2 separate regions of the Homo sapiens genome follow, and region 1 is linked to region 2. A link is a contact called in ENCODE POLR2A ChIA-PET data. All regions are on one chromosome and are shown on one strand. The core of a region is the stretch at or near the end of the contact, and the rest is flanking DNA. Distances in the headings are between cores, read along the strand shown. Region 1 overlaps ZBTB21 (zinc finger and BTB domain containing 21). Region 2 has its middle 17 kb from the start of RIPK4.

Region 1 (2,965 bases), core at 1-2,500, 210 kb after region 2:
CCCACAGTGACGCGGATGATGTCCGAGGGGTCCGACAGCGGGCTGCTGGGCTCAGTCTTTATGCGCACCTCAGTCACAGGGGAAGCTCCCTCCCTGTCTGTTGACTGAGAAGCACTAAAGGACCTGAGGCGATGCGGTTGTAGCACTTGAGGCCTGTCATCTAGGGCTGTTTTTTCACTACAATCTTTTAAAGATGACTTCTGAGATAAAGCACACAACACATTCCCTGGTGCATCACTGGACACCGAAGATGATCCCTGGGAAGATTTCAAATCTATGGAAGGTGAATAGACAGGAACCTGGCTATCCATCGACAATGACCGTCTGAGGAGACTCTTAACAAGTGGGCCACTCCTGTCAATGCTTTGGTTTCCAGAACCAGATCCACTGGATGGGATCACTAAGCCTAACTTTGAATAGTACAACAAGTTTCTATCTTCACCTTGACCATTTCCTTTGTTAGTTTCTTTTAATAGATAGGGAGTCTCTGATGAGCTACAAACAGACAAAACAGGTGGCCGTGGTCTCTTCAAAGCCAGCTCTAGAGCTTTTCCTTTTGGAAGCTGACCACTCACACCTGGTTTATCATCCATAGCTTCTCTGTCTTGCAGAGGCTTTGAAGGCAACACTGCATTTCTTTTCACCAAACTGATTCTATTAGGATCATCCAAAGATCCAGAATGCTCAAGAGACTTTGCATATACCACAGAACTATCTTTCGGCCAACTCTTTTCAGTTAATGACAAATTATGAAGTGGTTCTATTGGTTTTGGGACATGTGGCTTATTGGTATTGGCCTTGACTGCAATGCTAGGAGAGGGCCGGGAAGTATGGCTTACATCGGGTTGATTTTGACTAACAGTTTTTCCTTGCGCTTCGTTTCTACTTTGACAAACAATGACACTTCTCTTTTGAGAACTGTTTTCATCATCTTCTACAAACACTTTTTTTCTATTAGGACACGTTGGAAAGGGGGCTTGAGGTGTTTTAGAAACGATGTTAGTCAGAAAGGAAATCCCAAGACTATAGCCAAGTTCTTGCACAGCAGCAAGGCTGCTCTTCTCAACAAATAGAGAGGAAGAATAAATGTAGTTTAAAACATTATCAAAAGCATCTGGCTCACAGAAGTCAAGCTGAAATACAGTTTGTGACTCATTTTCCTTATTTGTGAATAAACTCTGAAAGTATTCGCTGCTGGCAGCCAAGACGTTTTTATGAGCTCGGAACTTTTGGTCTCCAACAATCAGCAGCACATCACACAGCTGTCCTTTGAGACGCTCCTCATTCAGGGCACTTAGGAGAGAAATGGCGTGTGCAGGGTTGATGTAATGCAGTAATCCCTCCATGGCTTGAGTTTATCTAAAAGACAAAATGTAAAATTACTACAGATATTGCAGTGAAAAGTTCCCCTGGCTCCTCAAGAGCAGGGAACATCAGCTGTCTTTGCATAGGTACCAATATTTAGCAGACCGTAGGCTAACAGAAGCTCTATGAATGAACAATCTTATTTAAATAATGGTGAAAATGTAAAATAAGTCTCGTGGTTTAAGTAGGTCCTCATTAAAATAGAAGAATTGCAGGAACTATAATATAGGCATTTGTATATCATCAAAAAGGCTGCCAGAACTTGGCAGGTAGATATGGAAGCAATATTTGAAAATAAAGGTTTATTATTTAGGGTCCTTATCCATTTGATGCTTGGCACTATTCCTTACCAATTCAGAAAACAAGTACGAATTATCAAACCCCTGAAGTCTATAATTCTGAAAGAAAATCAGCTTTATTACTACATATACTTAAACATAATGTGAACTGTTAACAATTGGTTGCAAAGCAGGTCTTGTGAGACCCTTGTTTTTATTTTGAGACAGGGTATCTCTCTGTCACCCAGGCTGGAGTGCAGTGGCACCATGATGGCTCACTGCAGCCTCAATCTCCTGGGCTCAAGCAATCCTCCCACTCAGCCTCCTGAGTAGCTGGGACCACAAGCACATGCCACCTTGCCAGGTGATGCGGTTTGGTGGTGTCCCCACCCAAATCTCCTCTTGAATTGTAACTCCCACAATTCCCACGTCGTGGGAGGGACCCAGTGGGAGGTAACTGAATCATGGGGGTGGGTCTTTCTCGTTCTCTTCTCATGATAGTAAGCCTCATGAGATCTGATGATTTTATAAAGAGGAGTTCCCCTACACAAGTTCTCTCTTCCCTGCTGCCATGTGAGATGTGACTTGCTCCTCCTTGCCTTCCACCACGATTAAAAGGCCTCCCCAACCACGTGGAACTGTGAGTCCACTGAACCGCTTTTTCTTGTAAGTTACCCAGTCTTGGGTATGTCTTTATTAGAAGTGTGAAAATGGACTAATACAGTAAATTGATACCAGTAGAGTGGGGCACTGCTGAAAAGATACCCGAAAATGTGGAAGCGACTTTGGAACTGGGTAACAGGCAGAGGCTGGAACAGTTTAGAGGACTCAGAAGAAGACAGGAAAATGTGGGAAACTTTGGAACTCCCTAGAGACTTGCTGAATGGCTTTGACCATAATGCCAATAATGATACAGACAATGAAATCCAGGCTGAGGTAGTCTCAGATGGAGATGAGGAACTTGTTGGGAACTGAAGCAAAGGTGACTCGTTATGTTTTAGCAAAGAGACTGGTGGCATGTTGCCCCTGCCCTAGAGATCTATGGAACTTTCAACTTGAGAGAGATGATTTAGGGTATCTGGCAGAAGGAATTTCTAGGCAGCAAAGCATTCAAGAGGTTCTCAGGTGCTGTTAGAGGCATTAAGTTTTATAAGGGAAGTAGAGAATAAAAGCTTGGAGAAGTTGCTGCCTGACAGTGCGATAGAAAAGAAAATCCCATTTTCTGAGAAGAAATTCAAACTGGCTGCAGGAATTTGCCTAAGTAAGGAGGAGCCGAATGTTAGTCACCCAGACAATGGGGAAAATGTCTCCAGGACATGTCA
Region 2 (4,053 bases), core at 126-2,625:
GTTACACAATGTAAATATATGCCTTTTTTTTTTTTTTTTTTTTTTTTGAGATGGAGTCTTGCCCTTGTCGCCCAGGCTGGAGTGCAATGGCATGATCTCCGCTCACTGCAACCTCCGCCTCCCAGGTTCAAGCAATTCTCCTGCCTCAGCCTCCCACATAGCTGGGATTACAGGCGCCTGCCACCACGACCAGCTAATTTTTGTATTTTTAGTAGAGACAGGGTTTCACCATGTTGGCCAGGCTGGTCTCGAACTCCTGACCTGGTGATCTGCCCACCTCGGCCTCACAAAGTGCTGGGATTACAGGCGTGAGCCACCATGCCTGGCCACCATTTTTATTTTTAAAATGATAAAACAAAACACATTGCTGAACCAAGAAAAGAATTGAGATGATCGTGCAAATAATGATGCATACTATATTTGGGAAAAATAAAAGTTATGAAACAGTAGCAGGTCCAAGTTATATACGCAACTGTGTAAAATGTGTTCTTTAAAAATCAGGGTTTCTGTGCTTTCAGCAACCTACACATGTTCTGACTTGTGATCTCAAGGTCTGGGAGACATGTGTGGTGAAATCACACACACCTGCCCCAGCAGAGGGGTCACTGGACGTCTTCATGCGCTGCAGGGAACTCAGATGAAAGGGACCTTAAGTAATGTAACCTTTACGTTAGATTCAAACATGCCTTTATGACTGCTCATCTGATTTGTAATTTAAAGCTTAAGCAAAGTATGGCATTATTTAAATGCTCATTTTTAATTTGTTGAAAGAAAAGTCAATATTTATCATGAAGACTGCGGCTCAAGCCTAAGACCTATCTAGTGGGAAGCAGGACCAGAGCAAAGGTCTGACTGTACGTGAACATTTTAAATTTTTTTTTTTGTTTTTTTTTTTTTTGAGACAGAGTCTCACTCTGTTGCCCAGGCTGGAGTGCAGTGCTGTGGTGCGATCTTGGCTCATTGCAACCTCCACCCCCTGGATTCAAGCAATTCTCCTGCCTCAGCCTCCCTGGTAACTGGGATTACAGGCATGTGCCACCACGCCCGGCTAATTGTTTTGTATTTTTAGTACAGACGGTGTTTCACCATGTTGGCCAGGCTGGCCTCGAACTCCTGACCTCAGGTGATCTGCCCACCTCGGCCTCCCAAAGTGCTGGGATTACAGGCGTGAGCCACTGCACCTGGCCAAAATTTTAATTTTTTAAATAAAATGTTATCCTTAGACTGCCTTTCCTCCTCTGTTTACTCTTCTTTACACTGTGTGTGTACATGCACTGGTTCACATGTGTGCATGTGTGAGCATGCACTGCGCTCATGGGTGTGTGTTGAAGGCCGAAAGAACGAGGGTCGTGACCAGCTCAGCACACCGCTGGAGGCTGTATGAGCAAACAGCAAACTGTTCTCATGAATGCAGGTTGTTGGCAAACTGACAAACCGCCACCAGAAGGAACCCTGAGGGCAGTCACGCCCCAGGCGCAGTGTTTCTTGTGATTATCTACAGCCACATCTGAAGCCTGTTGTATAAAGAAAGCAATTATGTGAACCTGTCATAAATCAAGCAGCTGACCAATCGTTACCTTTTGCTCCCTGTTGATTCTGCCTAGTAAATACGAAGGGCTTTAGAGGCTCAGGGCCCTTGCTCACTAGAAGCAAGGAGCCCCCGACCCCTTCTTTAAAACAGATCTTTTTGTCTTTGTCTTCATTTCTGCGTTCATCCCCCTTCGTTCAGTCCTGTAGTAACCGTCATAGGTGTGCATGCACAAGTATGTGTGTGTGTGTATGCACATGAGACTGAACCTGAGAAGCTCCACACTCAGCTACATCAGGGGCAGCCCAAGACCTGCGGAACTTTCCAGCATGACTCACGTCTCCCCGTCCTGCCCCTATCTTCCAGAACACTGCCAGCCAGATGTATCTTATGTAACGCCATCCCTCATGCAGAGGACCTGCAGGTTCTACACACTGGCATTTGGGGGCCCCTTGGGAAAGTGACCAGTGAGGCTGAGAGGTCCACAAGCCCTACCCATACCCCAAGAACCTTCAGGCTTGCAGAGATTTGAGGAAACCTCCAGTACAAGAGGTAGGAAACAAACAGAAAAGAAACAGACAGTTCAGAGATTGGTGGCAGAGGGAGAGCTTCAAATCTTCAGAGAAGATGTGTCACCCATGAAACTAGAACACAGTGAGTAGGGGACAAGGAGGACCAGATAACCAGAAAGAACGCTTAGAAATTAAAACATGAAGGCCAAGACTAAACATTAAAGAGTCAAGAAGATCGTCCAGAAATTACCACAAAAGGGGCCGGGCAGGGTGGCTCCTGCCTGTAATCCCAGCACTTTCGGAGGCTGAAGCAGGTGGATCACCTGAGGTCAGGAGTCCGAGACCAGCCTGGCCAACACAGTGAAAACCCAACTCTACTAAAAAAAAAAAAAAAAATGCAAAAAAATTAGCCAGACCTGGTGGCGGGCGCCTGTAATCCCAGCTACTCGGGAGGCTGAGGCGGGAGAATCACTTGAACCTGGGAGGCGGAGGTTGCAGTGAGCCGAGATCGTGCCATTGCACTCCCGCCTGGGCAACAAAAGCGAAACTCTGTCTCAAAAACAAAACACACAAACAAAAACAAACAAAAAAACAAGAGAAAAAAGAAAAGAAAAACGAAATTCCCACAGCACTACATCTGCAGTAGGCACTGAAAGCCTCCTGTCCTGGGAGACTCCCCTCCTGCCTCCTGGACAGTCCCACTCTGCCTTTGTCTCCCTTCTCTCCTCTTAGAATTCCCACTAGCCGGATGCCTCTGCCAACTGAAGCTACTATGAACATTGTGTGTAAGTCTTTTGTGGATATATGTTTTCATTTATCTTAGGTATTAGGTTGGTGCAAAAGTAATTGTGTTTTTTGCTGCAAATTTCTGAGTTAAGCCTACTGAGCCGAGATCGCACCACTGCACTCCAGCCTGGGCAACAGAGCGAGACTCTGCCTCAAAAAAAAAAAAAAAAAAAAAAAAGAAGAAGAAAGCACAGAATTCTCACCCACACTCTCTGCTCCTGCATCCCCGCCAGATCTGTATTGGTGTGGTGCATTCATTACAGCTGATGAACCAAAACGGATCATTATTATTAACTAATTATTTAAAATTAACATTTAGGGCTGGGCGCAGTGGCTCACACCTGTAATCCCAGCACTTTGAGAACCCGAGGTGGGCGGATCACTTGAGGTCAGGAGTTTGAGATGAGCCTGGCTAACATGGTGAAACCCCGTCTCTACAAAAAACACAAAAATTAGCCAGGCGTGGTGGCACATGAGACTACAAGTCCCAGCTACTCGAAAGGCTGAGGCAGGAAAATCGCTTGAACCCAGAAGGTGGAGTTTGCAGTGAGCCGAGATTGCGCCATTGCACTCCAGCCTGGGCGACAGTGTGAGACTCCATCTCAAAATAAAAAAAGAGACTCCATCTCAAAAAAAAAAAAAAAAGAAAAGAAAAGAAAAGAAAAAGTCATGGAAAGCAGCTCAGGTGCTTCTTTGTTTTATCACTCCCAGGAAAGTGAGGCTTTTTAAAAGGTCCTACTCTCAGTGATGTTCCACAAACTTTATCATCAAAGACAGACAACACTCAATACACTCTAGAAAATCTCCATGTGCTTAAAGTCAGGTGTAATTGAAGTTAAATGGGGGCCAGTCGCAGTGGCTCACACCTATAATCCCAGCACTTTGGGAGGCCAAGGTGGGAGGATTGCTTGAGCCTAAGAATTCAAGACCAGCCCGGGCAACATAGTGAGACTCTGTCTCTACAAAAAAAAAAAAAAATTAGCTGGCATGATGGTTCATGCCTGTAGTCTCAGCTACTTGGGAAGCTGAGGTGGGAGGATGGCTCGAACCCGTGAGGTCGAGGCTGCAGTGAGCCATGATCACACCACTGCACTCCAGTCTGGGCCACAGAGGGAAATCCTGTCTCAAAAAAAAAAAAAAAAAAAAAAAAAAAAAGAAAGAAAGAAAAGAAAAGAAAAAGAAATGGTAAATTTCAGAGACTCTTCAAGGAGAATATGTCAAATAGTA

Evidence for each region. ChIA-PET counts read pairs that join two places held with the same protein, here RNA polymerase II (POLR2A).
Region 1: POLR2A ChIA-PET joins it to region 2 with 10 read pairs in AG04450. The contact joins two enhancer-like sites. POLR2A ChIA-PET finds 5 or more read pairs at or near these places in 5 of 52 experiments (AG04450, MCF 10A, WTC11 and 1 more).

Annotation. Positions count from the first base shown.
Region 1 is chr21:41,992,750-41,995,714 of GRCh38, forward strand. ZBTB21 (zinc finger and BTB domain containing 21) reads right to left here. Exons shown (of 3, transcript NM_001098402.2): 3 at 1-1,359. The coding sequence starts at 1,346. Among named protein-coding and RNA genes, the nearest start is that of ZNF295-AS1, 15 kb to the right of the region's middle. RefSeq lists a silencer at 2,870-2,965. Within about 2 kb of position 1,251, at least 3 of the 41 ENCODE cell types and tissues checked have a DNase peak (open chromatin) inside an H3K27ac peak, as active enhancers do.
Region 2 is chr21:41,782,221-41,786,273 of GRCh38, forward strand. No RefSeq gene overlaps it. Among named protein-coding and RNA genes, the nearest start is that of RIPK4, 17 kb to the left of the region's middle. Within about 2 kb of position 1,376, at least 5 of the 41 ENCODE cell types and tissues checked have a DNase peak (open chromatin) inside an H3K27ac peak, as active enhancers do.